Linked DNA regions of Homo sapiens: region 2 is linked to region 1. Evidence: read pairs that join two places in POLR2A ChIA-PET (ENCODE). Cell type or tissue: Panc1. All regions are shown on one strand. Links, peaks and the distances in the headings refer to the core of each region. The heading gives the core; the rest is flanking DNA.

What was found. ChIA-PET counts read pairs that join two places held together with the same protein. Peaks named below come from ENCODE experiments on the same cell type or tissue, not always from the same donor. Only the 100,000 strongest peaks of a DNase experiment are listed, where the experiment ranks them.
Region 2: POLR2A ChIA-PET joins it to region 1 with 7 read pairs; 4 of 35 experiments call an interaction of 5 or more read pairs at or near these places.

Annotation. Positions count from the first base shown.
Region 1 is chr18:57,754,032-57,765,191 of GRCh38, forward strand. The region is part of intron 1 of ATP8B1 (ATPase phospholipid transporting 8B1); the gene reads right to left. It also overlaps the pseudogene RNU6-742P and the pseudogene MRPS17P7. Among named protein-coding and RNA genes, the nearest start is that of ATP8B1, 44 kb to the right of the region's middle. In Panc1, for the core only: no CTCF peak of the experiment used is centred there; no DNase peak of the experiment used is centred there.
Region 2 is chr18:57,688,781-57,697,248 of GRCh38, forward strand. It overlaps ATP8B1 (ATPase phospholipid transporting 8B1), which reads right to left. Exons shown (of 28, transcript NM_001374385.1): 9 at 6,670-6,752; 10 at 6,391-6,549; 11 at 5,802-5,890; 12 at 3,027-3,217. Among named protein-coding and RNA genes, the nearest start is that of ATP8B1-AS1, 63 kb to the left of the region's middle. RefSeq lists an enhancer at 4,907-6,106. In Panc1, for the core only: no CTCF peak of the experiment used is centred there; a DNase peak (open chromatin) is centred at 5,281.

The sequences.
Region 1 (11,160 bases), core at 2,544-7,543:
GTCAGGGCCACTCCATTTGCATTGGACTTGAGGAGGCATATTTCTTCTTTGGTTAAACAGGAATATTTAGCATTTACTTGTTCTTTTTGTGCATTACAATTTTTTTCTTTTAAGAATCAGTTTCAGCCTGGCACAGGGGCTCATGCCTGTAATCCTAGCACTTTGGGAGCCTGAGGCAGGTGGATCATTTGAAGTCAAGAGTTCGAGACCAGTCTGGTCAACGTGGTAAAACCCCGTCTCTACTAAAAATACAAAACTTAGCCAGGCATGGTGGCACATGCCTGTAATCCCAGCTACTCAGGAGGCTGAGGCAGGAGAATTGCTTGAACCTGGGAGGCGGAGGTTGCAGTATGCCAAGATCACACCACTGCACTCCAGCTTGGGTGACAGAGTGAGACTCTGTCTAACAAAAAAATATATATATATATATATTATGAAGTAATATTGCTGTTCCTCAGTTTATCATCTGTAAAATGAGTAAAAACAATAGCAGCTGCCTTTTACAGCTGCTGTGAGGATAAAATGATTCAATATATGGAAAGCTCTGGAATAGGGCTTGACCCAAAGGAAGGCTCAGTAAATATTAGCTGTTGTTTTTCTTATGTGAGATAATTAAATACTAGGAGAAGAAACACATCACCAAATTGACACTTCAGGGACAGCTGAGAAGTTACTACAGCCCACGCCGGGGCTCAAATTTACTTTCGTGTGTTGAATCATTAATAGCAAGGGAAATACCTAACTCGTAACCTACTGTCTCAGGCCACAGGAAAATGTCACCCTAGTAGTGAGAGAGATATTAAATATTTTACTCTACCAGCTGCTCAGAGCAAAGCAGCCTGGGGTGTATCCATTACTGCCTTTTTCAGATCTCCTGAAAGATGTCACAAACCCCAAACTCTGGAATTTAGAATATAATATGAACAAGGCAACTTAGAGTTGGTATCTTTGCATAGTGAGTAAATGTGGAATTTTTCAGAATGATAAAGTGGTTTTGTTTATGGTGTTTGTTTTTTTAAGAAATAGAAATTGTCTTTACATCTGACACCTCTGCCACAATATCCAGTGTATATCTTGCCAATAAGAGACACATTACACCAGCCAGCCTAAAATAGTCTCAGGTTGTTTACCAACAATGTGTAATTGTGCATTGGAGAACCCGGGGCTGAAAGTATTCATATATTCATGTTACACTCCCATCAGATTTGCCTTATTAAATGGTTCTAATGCTAGCATCCTACATAAATGGCAAAATTCATGCATTATATAATAACATCAACATTTGGGAAGGGAAAGATTATAACAGACACTGAATCTCTTAATTTTTTCTCTACCAAGATAAAAAAAAAAAATCCTGGACATGTGCTTGCTTCGGCAGCACATATACTAAAATTGGAATGATATAGAGAAGATTAGCATGGCCTTTGCACAAGGATGACACACAAATTCATGAAGCATTCCATTTGTAAAAATTAAAAAAAAAATTAAAAGCCTTGATAAAATGTCCTGCGGATTTGACAGTTTCACATTGACGCTTAATCAAGTTAATTCTTGATTATTTGTGTGTTTACTGACTGATGTAGTTATTATCCATGAATCCCAGGCTCTGGTCAGCTGCCTGGCTTCACATAAGTTTACACAGGCAAACTCCCAAAGGGAGCTTTTAACTTTTAACTGTTTAAAAAGCGGTTAGAGGTGATCAATATTCTAATTGTTTCCAGGCCTTGAAAACAGAGAATCCTATATTCTCTCCTGTTCTCTACAGAGTCACAGCAGTGCAATTCCAATTCAATCCAATCCCCAGCCATAACATAATTAACGGCGCAGCACTGCCAGGGACAGACAGATGAAGAGGGCTTGCACGCGCCCAGACACCAGGCTCACTGCTGAACCATTTGAGCTTAAGTTACATATAGTTCATTATCCCCCTTTACCCCTAAATACTTCAGGGGTAGTCTCTCACATTCTCTTACATAACCATAGTAGAATTATCAACTTCAGACAATTTAACATTAACATTCACAGTTATCTAATAGTCTGATTTCGTCATTGACCCAATGATGTCAGTTATAGTATTATTTTTCCTCTAGCACAGGATCCAGTCTAGAATCAGGTGTTACTTTAGGTAGCCATGTCCTTTAATCTGAAACATTTCCACAACATATATATATATATATATACACACACACACACACACACACACACATATATACACACACACATATATATATATGAAATATTTACACAACATATATATGTGTGTGTGTATGTATATATATATATATTTGAGACTGAGTTTATCTCTGTCACCCAGGCTGGAGTGCAGTGGCATGGTCTTGGCTTACTGCAACCTCCGCCTCCCGGGTTCAAGCGATTCTTGTGCTTCAGCCTCCCAAGTAGCTGGGATTACAGGCGCCTGCCACCATGCCCAGCTAATTTTTATATTTTTAGTAGAGACACGGTTTTACCATGTTGGCCAGGCTGGTCTCGAACTCCTGACCTCAGGTGATCTGCCCACCTTGGCCTCCCAAAGTGAGATTACAGGCGTGAGCCACTGTGCCCGGCCTCCACAACCTGTATTTGTCATTTACAACACTGACATTAAAAGAATATGGTATTCCTTCTCTCTCTCTCTCTCTCTTTTTAAAACTGAACCTCCCACTTTTGGGCTTTCTCTGTCATTTCCTCGTGATTTAATTCAAGGTCTCTGTTCTTGCTGGAACATCACATAGGTGATGCTGCGTCCTTTCAGATGTGACATCTGGAGGCACGTGAGGTCTCTGCCCCTTGTCGGTGATTGCATTTTGATTTTATACTTTGGTCATGTGGTCAACGTGTTGTTTGATTTCTCCACTGTATGTATTTTTTGAACTTGTAATTTGTGGGGAGACACTTTTAAGACATCGCAAATGTCCCGTTCCTTATCACAATTTCCTCCTAAACGTGACACTCATGGATGATTCTCCCCTGATCCAGTCTCTACTACAATGGCCATGAAAGGATGATTTCACAGCACCCATCCCCTCCACGCATATTGGTGAGCCTGAGCATGCCGCTGTAAGCATAGCCTCCCTACTTTCCACTTATTAGTTAGTAATCAATATGGATGTGTAAATTCCTATTTTTTCTCCAATGGCATATAATTCCTTACTGTCCATAATTATTTTGGTGTCCACATGGTCCCTGGTTTGGCCAATCAAAGCACTTTCAAGCTAGCACTGTGTCCTTGTGACAGGCTCCCATCATTCTTTCAGCATGTCCATACCTTGTGACAATAACAAGATGTTCCAGGCTCAAGTTGTACCTCTCCTGCCCCAGCCTGTAATCAGCCATTTCTCCCAGTACCCCTGGTTCCTTTGAATGGGAAATGATAATAGAGACCAAGATCTTGGCACTTGATGTGCTTGTTACTAGCGGGGTGACTTTGCTTCTTGGTCCTGGTCCTTTGATGGATAGAGCTAAGTAAAAAATGTATACACACACACACATACATATACACTTATGCACACACGCATGTACATGGGAATACTTATACATGCATGTATTTCAGAAATCAGTTCATACCTATTCTTCTGATTCCAATTGATTCCCACAATGTTCTTTTCCCCCATCTCCCATTTCCTTTCTATATGTTCCTTCTTTCTCAGTGAGAACCCTGGCTCTCCAAAACAATAACTCATTTGCTCAATGCTAAAATACATCTAAAACTGTTTCAGAGTTGCTTTGCCAGTATCACTACATAAAGTATATCGTAAGAGTTTAAAATTTCTTTGCGAGTTTCCCTCACCACCCAACTTTAGACAAGATGGAGCATATCTCATAGAATACTGTGTTCGTAGCTCCCTGGATTATTTCTTTTTCTCCCCTCTTCACTGTGGTTATGGAATTCATTTGAAATACAACTGGGTTTCTTCATTTCATGTTGCTCTCAGTTTTAGGATTTCCCCTATCCCTATTATATATATACTTATATTTAAATATAACTTAAAAAAATAGGGATGGGGGTCTCACCGTGTAGCTCAGACTGGTCTTAGGCGGGAGGATCATTTGGTCCTCAGCTCAAACGATCCTCCCACCTCAGTCTCCCGAAGTGCTGAGATTATAAGCATGAGCCACCAAGTCTGGCCCCATCCTTGATTTAAATTTATTTTTGAATATGTAGGACATTAACAGGCTCCCCAAAGCCAAAACTATGCAAAAGGGTGTCTTAGACAAGTAACCCTCCTCACATATCCCCTTCTCCTTGTTCCCACCCACCCTTTGTTGGTAATCGACTTTACTGTTTTCTGTTTATCCGTCCTGTGTGTTTTACAAAGATAAGAAGATAGGCCAGGCGCGGTGCCTCACGCCTGTAATCCTAGCACTTTGGGAGGCTGAGGCGGGTGGATCACCTGAGGTCAGGAGTTCGAGACCAGCCTGACCAACATGGAGAAACCCCGTCTCTACTAAAAAAAAAAAAATACAAAATTAGCCAGGCACAGTGGTGCATGCCTGTAATCCCAGCTACTTGGGAGGCTGAGGCAGGAGAATTGCTTGAACTCGGGAGGCAGAGGTTGTGGTGAGCCAAGATCGTGCTATTGCACTCCAGCCTGGGCAACAAGAGCAAAACTCTGTCTCAAAAAAAAAAAAAAAAAAAAAGATAGTTGTATTTTTCCTTATGTTTCCTTTTTTCTTTTACAAAAGTAGAAAATATATGTTCTTTTGCACTTAGCTTTTTTCACTTAGCAATATCTCCTATAATCACTAGAAGTCACTTCTCAGGCAACTGTTTGCAAGTAGAGAAATATTTATGTCTTATGTCTATGTATAAATCATTTTCCTGGAAAACTTAAAAGAAATCCATAGGCCGGGCATGGTAGCTCACGCCTGTAATCCCAGCACTTTGGGAGGTTGAGGCGGGAGGATCACAAGGTCAAGAGATCAAGACTATCCTGGCCAACATGGTGAAACCCCATCTCTACTAAAAATACAAAAATTATCCGGGCGTGGTGGCACGCCCCTGTAGTCCCAGCTACTTGGGAGGCTGAGGCAGGAGAATCGCTTGAACCCGGGAGGTGGAGGTTGCAATGAGCTGAGATTGTGCCACTGCACTCCAGCCTGGGCGACAGAACGAGATTCCATCTCAAAAAAAAAAAAAAAAAAAAAAAAAAAGAAATCCATAGATCCCACGATGGCTTGCTTCCCTTTCTTTCTCTGTTTTCCAAGACAGAAGTCCTCATCTACCACCCTAGGTCCTTAAAGTCTAGCTTTCCTTTAAAGACTCAACTTTAACCTAAGGGTAGCATATTACTGCAGTGAATTTATCAACCTCTAGGCGAGATATTTACAACTCCAGGGACCTTCCCTAAGCAAAATTTCAATCTAAGGTGATAGCTCCAATAGCAGCAACCAAGTAAATATTCATTGAGAATTTTTAAAAAATCACCTTGTGAACCTTTAATCCCTAACAGATAATCTGGTAACTCATGGCAAGTGGTCATCAAAGAAACCAGGAAGGGCCGGGCACGGTGGCTCACGCCTGTAATCCCAGCACTTCGGGAGGCTGAGGCGGGCGGATCACGAGGTCAGGAGATGGAGATCATCCTGGCTAACACAATGAAACCCCATCTCTACTAAAAATAAAAAAAAAAGAATTAGCCGGGCTTGGTGGCGGGCGCCTGTAGTCCCAGCTACTCTACTCGGGAGGCTGAGGCAGGAGAACGGCATGAACCCGGGAGGCGGAGCTTTCGGTGAGCAAAAATTGCGCCACTGCACTCCAGCCTGGGAGACAGAGCGAGACTCCGTCTCGGGAAAGAAAAAAAAAAAAAAAGGTATTTGGATGACTCAGAATAGGCCACCATCGCTGTTGGGAAACTCCTAGTCCTGCCCTGTGCAAACCAACTGCAGCTTAATTGTCTCTGACTGGCAATTGCTACCACCCTCCTACCATTCCCATCATGTAGGAGAGCTGCTAGGAGGTCCACTCACTTTGTCACTAGCACCCAAATTCAAAGGCACTAGAAAGAAGCTATCACTCCAAACCCTCTACATACCAGCAAGAAGGAGGTTGGTGCTGCAGTACCTGGATATTCCAAATTGGCCAATCTCTCCCAATCTCTCCAATATACAAAGATCGGGGGGAAAAAATGACTAAAAATTATCCTCCCACATAGTGATTTTAATTCCCGGTAGAAATGTAAGTGGAAGGAAGCCAAAGATGAATTCAGTACAATAATATCATGATTAACAAAGTCTTGGGATGAACATTTCATCAACACAATCACTCTGGGATAATGCCTGGGTGGATGAGATACTTGAGTAGCTTCTGCTTCTACATGTCCTAGAACCAGCAGAGGGAAAGGGCCTGTCCCTAAGACCCCTCCAGCTGGGAACAGAGCCTGCAGCCCCAGAGATGCCTGAGGAACCCCCTCTGTGGCCAGCCTATCTCCACCTTCGTCTTTGCTCTTCCACCTTCCCCAAACTGAACATGGTTTGTTTTAAGGGAAAGAGCAGCTAGTGGCTTCCACAAGATCCAGCCCAAAAGTAATGCACATTCTGGCACTTAACCCGAATCTCCTGCAACCTCTTCTCATCTTCATGAAGCTTCTGACAAGGAAATGTGGCTATACTATATCCTCCTCTTTGTTCACCAAGGTAATAAGGAAGATACTTTTTATTTTTTTATTTAAGATGGAGTTGGCCGGGCGCAGTGGCTCACGCCCATAATCCCAGCACCTTGGGAGGCCGAGGTGGGTGGATCATGAGGTCAGGAGCTGGAGACCAGCCTGACTACCATGGTGAAACCCCGTCTCTACTAAAAATACAAAAATTAGCCAGGCATGATGGCGCGCACCTGTAGTCCCAGCTACTCCAGAGGCTGAGGCAGGAGAATCGCTTGAACCCAGGAGGCAGAGGTTGCAGTGAGCCGAGATCGCACCACCGCCCTCCAGCCTGGGCAACAGAGCGAGACTCTGTCTCAAATAAAATAAAATAAAATAAAATAACATAAAATAACATAAAATAAAATAAATAAAATAAAATAACATAAAATAACATAAAATAAAATAAATAAAATAAAATAAAATAAAAAATAAAATAAAATATAAAATAAAATAAAATAAAATAAAATAAAATAAAATAAAGAAGCCCTGAACTCATAGCCTCAAGCAATCCTTCCACCTTGGCCTCCCAAAGTGCTGGGATTATAGGCGTGAGCCATTGCACCCAGACTGTGTTGTTGTTGCTATCAGGGCAACTGTGATATTTATCTTAAGAAAGTTTTAGATTCAAATGCAGTGGCCTCTCTGAAGATTCTTGAGATAAGACAAAGAGTGGGAGAGAACTATTCTCTACTCTAGCATGGCACCACGAGCAGTACGGCCTTAGCAAGTCACATCCTCACCTGGGCTCAGGTTATCATCTGTCAGTGAGGGTTCTTGACCAGATCAATGATTCTAAGATGTGGCCACACATCAGAATCCCACAGTGTGCTTTTAACAGCAATAGTTTGTTGAACCTGAACCCAATCTACTGAACCTGGAATGGGGAACAGGTAAAGTCTGTCCCTGCATTTCTCCAGAAGATGGCTGAGGTCCTTTCTGGCACTAAATCTCCTAATTCTATAGGTTTTTTTCTTTTCCTATTTTTTTTTTTAATGGACTAGGCCAGGTACAGTGGCTCACGTCTGTAATCCCAGCACTTTGGGAGGCTGAGGCGGGCGGATCACAAGGTCAAAAGATTGAGACCTTTCTGGCCAACATGGTGAAACCCCATCTCTAAAAATACAAAAATTAGCTGGGCATGGTGGTACACACCTGTAGTCCAAGCTGCTCGGGAGGCTGAGGCAGGAAAATCACTTGAACCTGGGAGGTGGAGGTTGCAGTGAGCCGAGATTGCGCCACTGCACTCCAGCCTGGTGACAGAGCAAGACTGTTAAAAAAAAAAAAAAAAAAAAAAAGGATTATTACTGAATAGTTTTAGGTTTACGGAAAAATGGAGTGGCAATCCCCACATATCCTTTCAGCCCCGTGCCTTAGTGTACGCTGTTCACATCTTGCATTAGAGTGGCACATTTGTTACAACTGATGAGCCAATAATGAGATACACACACACACACATATATATATATATATTTTTTTTTTCTTTTGAGACAGGGTCTCACTCTGTTACCCAGGCTGTAGTGCAGTAATGTGATCTCGGCTCACTGCAACCCCCATTTCCCAGGTTCAAGCGATTCTCCTGCCTCAGCCTCCTGAGTAACTGGGACTACAGGTGCCCGCCAACACGCCTGGCTAATTTTTGTATTTTCAGTAGAGACAGGGTTTCACCATGTTGGCCAGGCTGGTCTTGAACTCCTGACCTCAAGTGATCTGCCCGCGTCAGCCCCCCGAAGTGCTGAGATTACAGGTGTGAGCCAATGTGCCCGGCCCCAGTAATGACATATTGTAACTAAAGTCCCTAGTTTACATGAAGTCCACAGTTCACTAGGGTTCACTCTTTGTTGTGTGGGGTTTGGCAAATGTATAGTGACACACATGGTACCTAGTTGAAAGAATGCCCTCTTGCATTAAGTCTTACTCTCAAGAGTGGAACACACAGTAAAGGCAGAAGAGGAGAGCAATAGGCTGCTTATATCCCGTGATCCTCAAGTGATGACAAATCGAAGATATTTACAGTGAACAGTGGTGCATGTGCCCAGCACCATAAACATGAACCTACTTACTTTTTTGCTTTTTCATTGTTCCTTTTTAACACTTGGAATATCTTTCCTACAGCAATACTCTCTGTTACTTAAACTACCAAACCCATTATCTCCTGATGAAGCAATGTGCTTCCCAAACGTAGTAATTCAAGGCTGTGTCTTTACAGCCTTGAACAATCTTTTAAAAATCTGAGACATAGCAACCAGATGTTGATAGAGATTACTTCTCTTGATCCAAAGATAACTGGCACTTGGAGTTCTAAGAAAGTCAGGAGTTCAAAGAATGAGAATCTAAGTGAGGGAAAATGAACTCCTTGAACACACGTTTTTTGCACTGTTATCAAGTCATTTCTTAGGATTGATTGTCAGAATGAAATGGTTGTTAAAAAATTGTACTCTAGGCCGGGCGCGGTGGCTCATGCCTGTAATCCCAGCACTTTGGGAAGCCGAAGCGGGCAGATCACCTGAGGTCAAGGTTCGAGACCAGCCTGACCAACATGGAGAGGCCCTGTCTCTACTAAAAATACAAAATCAGCCGGGCTTGGTGGCACGTGCCTATAATCCCAGCTACTAGGGAGGCTAAGGCAGGAGATTCGCTTGAACCTGGGAGGCGGAGATTGCGGTGAGCCGAGATCGTGCCACAGCACTCCAGCCTGGGCAAGAAGAGCGAAACCCCATCTCAAAAGAAAAAAAAAAAATTGTACTCTAAAGATAGAGCTCTGTTTCCACAAATTGTATCAGAAACGAGAGGTAACATTTCAACATTTAAGCTTTCATATGCATTTATTTTTCAAATTCCAACAAACATTTTCAAGTTTGTTAGAACTAAACAGAACCTACTAGAATCAATTCTATTGATGTCATTTCTTTTAACATAGCAACTTATCACACAATAAGTACTCAATGTCTGGGTTTTAATTGACCAAGTAAGTAAATTGAAGAAAGTTTGGAAAACTTTCTCTTCCTCTGACACAATTCTTCACTGTTCTTTTTTTTGGGGGGCGGGGGGATGAAGCTTTGAAAAATTTATTTTTGCATAACATAAACATGTCAATCTTTCCCTTTAGCTCCTTCCACTCCTCCTTCAGTGTGCCGAAGAGATACTGAGTTCTTCCAGATTTTTGCTTAGCTGGGTAGTTTCTAAACTCAACAGACTCTCCAGGTAGGTAGTTCCTGCACGGGGCTTTCCTGTCACTGGATCTATGACTTTTCCAACTTTGAAAATGATCTTGGCCTGTTCATGTTTCACATGCTTCGTTCATGGGACAGGTAAAGCTCTGAGAAGCACGATATCCCCAGCTGTGCACTGCCGAAGGCCATCGTGAACAAAGGAGGTTTTCCACTTATTATAATACTTTAATAAATAGGGATCCAGAACAAGCCCGGTCACTCTCGCTTTAGCAGTCTTTTGTATTTTTGTCCCAATCACCTTCCCCACGATCCATCTGGCATGGACAGATGAACGAACGACGGACATGATGTGGCTTTGGTCACCTCCGCCATGACTGTGCAGCCACCTGCCCCAGGGAGCCTGCCTTCCTTCCTTCCTTCTTTCCTTCCTTCCTTCCTTCTTTCTTTCTTCTTTTCTTCCTTCCTTCTTTCTTTCTTTCTTTTTCTTTCTTTCTTTCTTTTTCTTTCTTTCTCTCCCTCTTTCTTTCTTTCTTTCTCTTTTTCTCTCTTTCTCTCTTTCTTTCTTTCTCTCTTTCTCTCTTTCTTTCTTTCTTTCATACCGAGTCTTGCTCTGTAGCCCAGGCTGGAGTGCAGTGGTGTGATCTCGGCTCACTGCAACCTCTGCCTCCTGGGTTCAAGTGTTTCTCCTGCCTCAGCCTCCTCAGTAGCTGTGATTACAAGCTCCTGCCACCACACCCGGCTAATTTTTGTATTTTTAGTAGAGATGGGGTTTTACCATGTTAGGCAGGCTGGTCTCAAACTCCTGGCCTCAAGTGATCCACCTGCCTCAGCCTCCCAAAATGCTAGGATTACAGGTGTGAGACACTGTGCCCAGCCTGACACTATTCTTGAATTAACTTTTCACTTTCAGTTGTCAAAAAAAAAAAAAAAAAAAAAAACAGAAAATAAGTGTTGGTGAGGCTGCAGAGGAGTTGAAACACTTTTGCACTGCCAGTGGGAATATAAAACGGTGTAGCCACTGTGGAAAACAGCATAATGGTTCCTCAAAAAATAAACATAGAATTACCATAGGATCTAGCAATCTCACTTCTGGGTATATACCCAAAAGAATTGAAGGCAGGAATCCGAGCAGATATTTATACAGTAGACCCATGTTCACAACAGTGATATTCACAAAAGCAAAGAGGTAGAAACAATCCAAATGCTATCTGATAACTGGATACACAAAATGTGGTATAGAGACAAGGAACTATCATTTGGCCTTAAAAAGGAAATCCTGGCACATGCATAAAGACATGCTAAGTAAAATAAACCAGTCACAGAAGGACACATGATGTATGATTTCACTT
Region 2 (8,468 bases), core at 3,137-8,136, 65 kb before region 1:
CCTTCTGCCATGCGAGGACATAGCTAGAAGGCACCGGCTGTGCCTATAAAGCAGAAAGTGAGCCTTTGCCAGACCCTGAATCTGCCGATGCTTTGATTTGAGACTTCCCAGCCTCCAGAACTCTGAGCAATAAATTTCGAAGGTCTTTTGTTATATCAGCCCAAACTAAGCCCTCTACAAGGAGACAAGCCCATGCACTCAGCCTCTGGTTTCTCCTAACCACATGCATCATTCTCAGGCTTCAGGGTCAAGCTGATTTTAGACAAGTAATTTCCACTCAAAATTGCTCAGTGAGATTTCCCACTCACTCCTGGGCACATTTAGCCAAGGCACCCATGTTCAGAATACACAGCCCAGCAGAATGGAAGACACAGCAACACTGCAGACAGAGCAGTGGACACAGCAAGCTTGACTCTTCCCCCATTCCCCATAGCACCCAGGGGCACTGGAATGGCCATGTTCACCTTTGCCCTAAGTGGTAGGGCAGAGGGAGTGAGAGTACCCTAGGGTACAGACTCCACTGTGCTCTCAAACAGGGCAAAAGGCTTTTGGCAAATACCCCAAATCATGATCCCTAAATTATGATAAGGTTATAGAATATCCAAAATAAGATATTATAAAAGGATCATCTGAATTTTAAAACTATAAGGGACATTACCTATCTCAGTTATAAGGAAGCTGTTTACATAGCCAGCAATTGTTAGGTGGGCCAAGGAAGTCCTTAACAAGTTAAACAGATGGAAAAATGATGCTCTCCCCACTTCTCTCCCTTCCGTAAGTATTTCCTAAGTGCCTACTATGTACCAGATACCATTCTAGGTGCAGGGGACATGTCTGTAAACAAAACAAAGTCCTTTCTCTTAAGGAGGTTACTTTCTAGTAGAGACAGACAAATAAATTAATAAAGAGAGGCTCTATCAGAGGTGAAAGTTCTCTGCAGAAAATCAAAGCAGGGGGCCAGGTGTGGTGGCTCACGCCTGTAATTCCAACACTTTGGGAGGCCGAGGTGGGCGGATCATGAGGTCAGGAGTTCAAGACCAGCCTGACCAACATGGTGAAACCCCGTCTCTACTAAAAATACAAAAATTAGCCAGGCATAGTGGCATGTACTTGTAATTCCAGCCACTAAGGAGGCTGAGGCAGGGGACTCACTTGAACCCAGCAGGTGGAGGTTGCAGTGAGCTGAGATCGCGCGACTGCACTCCAGCCTGGGAAACAGAGCAAGACTCTGTCTCAAAACAAAACAAACAAACAACAAACAAACAAACAAAAATCAAAGCAAAGCAAGGTAAGGAGATATGAAGATCTCCAGGAAGGAGAAGTGGTCAGAAACAGAATGAGTCAGGAAAGGTCAGGGTAATAAGGTGTTGTCTGAGTAAAGGCCTTTGTAGTGAAAGGGGAGCAGATAGATACCTATGTAAGGAATGCCCCTGGCAGAGAAAAGAGCAGGGACAAAGGCCCTGTGCAGGAAGAATATCAAGGGGCCAGAGTGGCAGAAGCCCAGGGAGGTGGGCTGAGGTGCAGAAGGTACGGGCGGAGTGGAAGGCTGAGCACCAGATCACACTTGGGGCCCTGGGGTTGGGTTTATTCTGAATGAGGTTTGAAGTCAAAGCAGAGATACTATCTGGAAGAACTTGCTCCAGCATGTTTTCAAAGGACCTTTATCTCCAAGAAAAAAGAAATCGTATTTGTCACATGACATACCTTTATATAAAATTATGTATACAGTTTCTTTTATAATACACATTGATGGTTTTAGGCAAAATTATCTATGTAATAGTTCCCTTGACAAAGGTAACACTCAACTCGGTTTTTCTCAAAGTAGCTGTGGAACAGATGGCTGCCCCAGGGCTTTCCTTCATGTTAAAAGAACAACAGTAACTACATGTAATCAAATTAAAAATAAAGCAAATGCACATATAATGACACTAAAATAAAATAAATGCCTCTAATTATAGGTGTGTATGTGATTCCTATGTCTCTGGGCTATTCTTTATCAGAACTAAGAATGAACTCTGGCTGCTGGGTTTATTCCAAAGCACTATCCCTCCCAAAAAGGTCTCAAAGTCAGTTTGGCCAAGGGCAGTGAACTTTCATATTAAAAAGAGAAAAAGGCCGGGTGTGGTGGCTCATGCCTGTAATCCCAGCACTTTGGGAGGTGAGGTGGGCAGATCACCTGAGGTCAGGAGTTGAAGACCAGCCTGGCCAACTTGGTGAAACCTGTCTCTACTAAAAATACAAAAAAGTAGCCAGACATGGTGATGGGCACCCGTGATCCCAGCTACTCAGGAGGCTGAGGCAGGAGAACTGCTTGGATCCAGGAGGCAGAGGTTGCAGTGAGCCTAGATCATGCCATTGCATTCCTGCCTGGGCAACAAGAGTGAAACTCCATCTCAAAAAAAAAAAAAAAAAAAGTAAAAGTAAAAAATGAAGAAGTATCACCAAATCAGCTGCTTACCACTTATCGGAGATATGCCCCTGACTTTGTTGTTGTGGTTGAGATTTGAGATGAAAAAGAGAACATTTTGAGAGGTTGATGAAGGACAGGGAGTTTCTTTCCTACTAGGAGGTAGTGGCCGGAAAGCACAAGTTCTCCACCTTGGGTGTGGCAGATGATAATAAAGGCTCAGATAAGAGGTGAGGACCACTTCCAAAAGGGAAAACTAAGTTTTTCCATCACCTGCTAAATCTTCCCCTCCTCCCAGTCCCTTTCTGAAGTCTGGGCTTTGGAACCCGGTGAGAAGGGAACCTTACTAATAAGACAATGACTACAGGAGTAGCAATCGATCTTTGAAATTCCCTACCCTTATCTGCAAACAGGATGAGATAAAAGGTGCCTGGCACAGAGTGGATACTCAAATGTTAATTTCCTTTTCCTCTCTTACCCTCAATTCTGAAATGAACGTGATTTTCTTACCTGTTCTTTGTGACCTTTGAAACAGTGATCACTAGAAATGAAGGCACTATGTTGGGAGAAGGTACAACATTCTTCCATTAAAGCAAAATGCCAGAGAGGACAGCCTTACCTGACATAGAGAGAGATGGGTACCATGGTGTTGAGAACAATGATATAGCCCCAGAAAATGAGGAATCCACGGTAGGAGGGTGTATCGTCTTCTCCATCATAGAGGTACCAAGAGGAATTGCCCACCTGTGCTTCCCAATAAGCATGGCCGATGGCAAGACCAGCAGAAAGCAGAATAAGAACAACAAAGATCTAGAAGACAGAAAACATTTAAATGCATTCTGAAGATGGATTTCCAACCTCTTGCATTTCCTAGATGCTAATTAACCTTACTCAATACTTCATATGATTGAGAATTTAGTAGTCTGAAAAATAATATATGTCAAATAAAAACAGCACTATCATAACGCTTTGAAAGTCTATTTGATTGCTGCAATTGACTGATGTATCCTACATCTCCCATAGAAGGTAAGGTTTTGTTCCCAAAATTATCTCTCCAAAGAGAAGGTGGTGTCTTATATTCAAATCCTTGAAGAATCTTATATTACAGGGCATTCTCTCAATTACGTTTACTTTGAACAATAACATACTGTTTGGGGAAGATATCTTACTTAGCATGAAACAACTTCCAACAAGGCTGAACTGGAAAACTGGAATGCTTATAGAAGATATTCAACAGATTTTTTTTTTTTTTTTTTTTTTTTTTTTTAGACAGCGTCTCACTGTATCACCCAGGCTGGAGTGCAGTGGTGCCATTGTGGCTCACTACAACCTCCACCTCCCTGGTTCAAACAATTCTTATGCTTCAGCCTCCTGAGTAGCTGGGATTACAGGCACGCGCCACCAAGGCCGGCTAATTTTTGTCTTTTTAGTAGAGACGAGTTTCACCATGTTGGCCAGGCTGGTCTCGAACTCTTGTCCTCAAGTGATCTGCATGCCTCAGTCTCCCAAACTGCTGGGATTACAGGTGGCCCTCACCCAGCCAGAATTTTTTTTTCAGGGCAAGAAAATTTCACCTATATTTGGGCGATTATTCCTTAAGGTGTAATGTCATAAGTATTGCATGACATTGTAAAATAAGATCACTTAAGAAGCAATATGATAAGTATTATGTTGTAGAAGTTATGAGCATATATTTATGGAAGGAATAAAAAGTCAACCATCCTAGTGGTACTTGGAGATTCGCAAGTGGGAATAAAATTTCCAGAGACAAATTTAAATTTCTGGACATGGAGTCCAAAAGTGCTATATCTCACAACTTTGTCGTGGAAAGAGCAGAGTGCCAAACAGGCTCTTTGAGAGTGGATAACCACAACCATGACACCAAAGATGAATGTGAAAAGTTCAAATACAATTTTCATGAAATGAGAAAGCAGGGGAAAATGTTTCTTAAATTATTATTTTTATGTGATTTTAAACATGTATATGCAATCAAAGAATAAGTTTTAGAAGTATGCATTCAAATTGAATTAAATACTTGAAAAAATTTTTCATTGGGAAATAGAAGGAGTGCTTAATATTTGGGGTCACCACGTGGGCAGAAAAGAGCAAACATAGCAGGTCTGAGACTGCTTCCTCCGAAGGCCGGCTTGCAAGGTTCGCCCTGGGCTGGTATCTGGTAACTTAGATGTTTGGAGGATTTCCCAGTTATTTTTTATTCTCTGATAAGAATAGCTCATGGGCCGGGTGCAGTGGCTCATGCTTGTAATCCAAGCACTTTGGGAGGCCGAGGCAGGCAGATCACTTGAGGTCAGGGGTTCGAGACCAGCCTGGCCAACATGGTGAAACCCCGTCTCTACTAAAAATACAAAAATTAGCCAGGTGTGGTGGCAGGTGCCTGTAATCCCAGCTACTTGGGAGGCTGAGGCAGGAGAATCACTTGAACCTGGGAGACGGAGATTGCAGTGAGCCAAGATCATGCCATTGTACTCCAGCCTGGGCAACAAGAGTGAAACTCAATCTCAAAAAAAAACAAATAATAATAATAATAAAAAAACTCATGATGCCTAACTGTGCAAACAGCATGGTTTATGCTGACCATCTGCATTCTTTTGGGGAGTCTAGAGTTTTTTTGTTAAAAACCTTTGACACTGAGTCTCTCATGAGCTTCCCTGGTATAGACAACATTTCACATGTGGTGTCATTAATTGCTGCTGGGAGAATTAAGTGCCTATTGTGTGTGTGGTTTGGTGGGGAGTGGGGGCAGGACGGCCGACTTTTGGAAGCTTGTGCCTGGTTTCCTTTGCACTTTGCTCCATGAGTCTTTGGTGATCTTGCTCTGTGTCCTTTTGTTGTAATGACTCACAGCTGTGAATACGACTATGTGCTGAGGCCTATGAGTCCTTCCAGTGAATCATCAAACCTGGGAGTGGTCTTGAGTGTCCTCGACATACTTTATTTTTAGCCTTGCCTTGTATTTGGAGCTATACAGTATATGTTGGGGGTGCTGGGGGAGGCTTGCTTCTAAGAGAACTGCCTCTATGGGAAAGTAACAGCAATGAAATCAACCCTACATTGACTTCAGGAGTCCAGCTTCACTAATTTATCTAGGGCTTCCTGGTTTTCCAGTTCCCGTCATCAAAGCACTCAGGGCACCCTACAACCGAAATTTCCCTTCCCAAGGGAATTCTCCTGTTAAAAGTGTGGCATTTCTGAGAAAAAGTAAGGCATTTCTGGAAAAAAAAATCCCTTCTTCCTGCATTTGAAGCTTGGAGTGCCCAATAATTTTTCTATTCCACCTAAAGAGGTAAGATTTTGTATTAGAAAAACATACGATAATATTAGTGCAAAAGACAGCAATCTAGATGAGAGATCTACTGAGATGAAAAATAAATACCGTGTAAACCATGTAGTTCATCAAGTAATCAATTTTAGTTCTTTTAAATCTGGTTTTCCCACTATTCTTCATTATTTTAGTGTCAGCACCTGAAAATGGAAAATTCAATGTAGTCATCAGTTGGGAAAAATCAATTCACTAGCTCACCAATAAAATTACTCTTCTTGGCCAGGCATGGTGGCTTACGCCTGTAATCCCAGCAGTTTTGGAGGCTGAGTTGGGCGGATCACCTGAGGTCAGGGGTTCGAGGCCAGCCTGGCCAACATGGCAAAACCCTGTCTCTACTAAAAATACAAAAATTATCTGGGCATGGTGGCACATGCCTATAATCCCAACTACTCTGGAGCCTGAGACAGGAGAATCACTTGAACCCAGGAGACAGAGGTTGCAGTGAGCTGAGATTATGCCACTGCACTCCAGCCTGGGCTACAGAGTGAGACTCTGTCTCAAAAAAAAAAAAAAAAAAAAAAAAAAGCTCATGATGCTATTACTCTTCTTTTGGTTTTGATGGACAAAGGACAGAAAAGCAATCCCCTCTAAGTCTTTAAAGATCATAGCTGATTAATTTCCCAAGAAACTCTGAACGTACCTGCAAAAATGACTAAGCCGTGGCAGAAATCGGTGTTCCTAATTACACAGCCACGTAACAAAATTTTATCAGCATCCAAAGGAAAACTTGTGTTTCTCCAAAATAGTGTTCCTGTAAACTTATCTAGTCTGTTATTGGGTTCTTCACATTCAATAAAACCTTTTAAAAATATAAGATTCACATAATTAATCACATACAAAAGTCTTTCTGGTTTTAATCAATAGGAATTGAACCAAGCAACTAAAATTTAAAGCAAAGTAAGACATGTTTGGTACAAACCATCAAATGTAGCCAATGTATCTTCTCTTTGGAGGTACTGGTCTGTGATTTCAAGTGACATCTTAAATTTTAAATTGGTTTCTCTAAAGGAATGGGGAAAAAATGAATTAAATGAACAAATTTTTGAGTTCAAAGTGGAAGTTAATCATCCAAAGTTACATTAGCCATACCTGGACATGAAGCCTAAATAATTAGCTGTTTCTATTTTCAAACTCTGTTCACCTTGGAACTTCAGGTTTGGAAAAGGTTATCCCCTGAAGTCGAGAAAATTTCTGACCTTGGGAAATGTTGGTTCCCTTCACTGTTTGTTGTTGTGAAGGTTAGGACAGAGGTACCCACAAACATCCTTCTCATTAACTTTAACTTTACCATCAGCTAGGACTACCAAAGTGCTGTTTGAAAATGTAGTGTCTAATATTTAATCACATTAAAATGATTCTATAACACATATTTGTTACAGAAATTCTGTTTCGCCTCTGTCAAATTCTTTTCCAGAGTGAATAACTGGATCACATGTTTTTGAAAGACAATTTTATTTGGAAAAGGAAGTCTTAGCTTTACTCCCAACTGCCCCACCATAGTGCAAGGTAAGGTCGTGGGTGGGCACAAGGGCAGGCCGGGGCAGGTGCTCTCAAGGGTGAGGCTGCCGTCTCACGACTGAAGGCTTTATATAGGATTCACGAATACTCAGGAATTTTCCCTAGGGAAGTTCATTCTCAACCTCACCATTCTGTTCTGGCAGGGCATGTTAGGATCTTATGTCTTTGTAAAGCTTTAGAATCTCTCATGGAAATAATAGCAGTTTTATAGTTGAGAATAAACAGTCGGGCGCCGCGGCTCACGCATGTAATGGCAGCACTTTGGGAGGCAGAGGCAGGCAGATCACTTGAGGTCAGGAGTTTGAGACCAACCTGACAACAGAAAGCTCTATCAGGCAACTGCCCATAATCCAATTTGGGTATAGCCTCGGGGCCTTAAAGAGAATGCAGTGTCTTTGTCAGTTAAGCCTTTACAATTAAGAAGTGGTTAATTGGTTTTTAACCAATTAGCCTGTACAATTAAGAAGTGGTTAATTGGCTTTAAGTATTTTTTTCCGCCAAAAAAAAAAAAAAAGTGTGATAGATTTCCAACAGTCAATTGCCTGATCTATGAAGCAATGACAGCCCTAGTTTTCAGTCTCATGATTTCCGCTCTCTGTAAAGCAGTGTATGCACATCTGGAGCGTGAGGCGCGAGGAGCAGAGGGAGCAATGTCCCGACTCTACCACTTACTGTGTGACCTTGGGCGGGCTGCTGCACCTCCCTGGGCCTCCGATTCCTCATGGGTAATACAGACGAATAATATTCGTCTCACATGGTCGTTTAGAGGATTAAATGAGCTAATATGTAAAGTGCCGGCAACCTCGTGAGCACTCAATAAATGCCTTGAAAACTGGTCAGAAAACTGGTCAAAAACAGAACTTCATTCTCTTTTAAATGATAGCATAGTAACCAAAACCAACACAAGGAGAATTCAAAATTGCCTCCTGGGGCCAGCTGCTGTGGCTCACCCCTGTAATCCCAGCAATTTGGCAGGCCAAGGTGGGCAGATCACTTGAGATCAGGAGTTCGAGACCAGCCTGGCTAACATGGTGAAACCCCATCTCTACTAAAAATGCAAAAATTAGCTGGGTGTGGGGGCTGGAGCCTGTAATCTCAGTTACTCAAGAGGCTGAGGCAGGAGAATTGTTTGAACCCAGGGGGTGTGGAGGTTGCAGTGAGCTGAGATAGCACCACTACACTCCAGCCTGGGCGACAGAG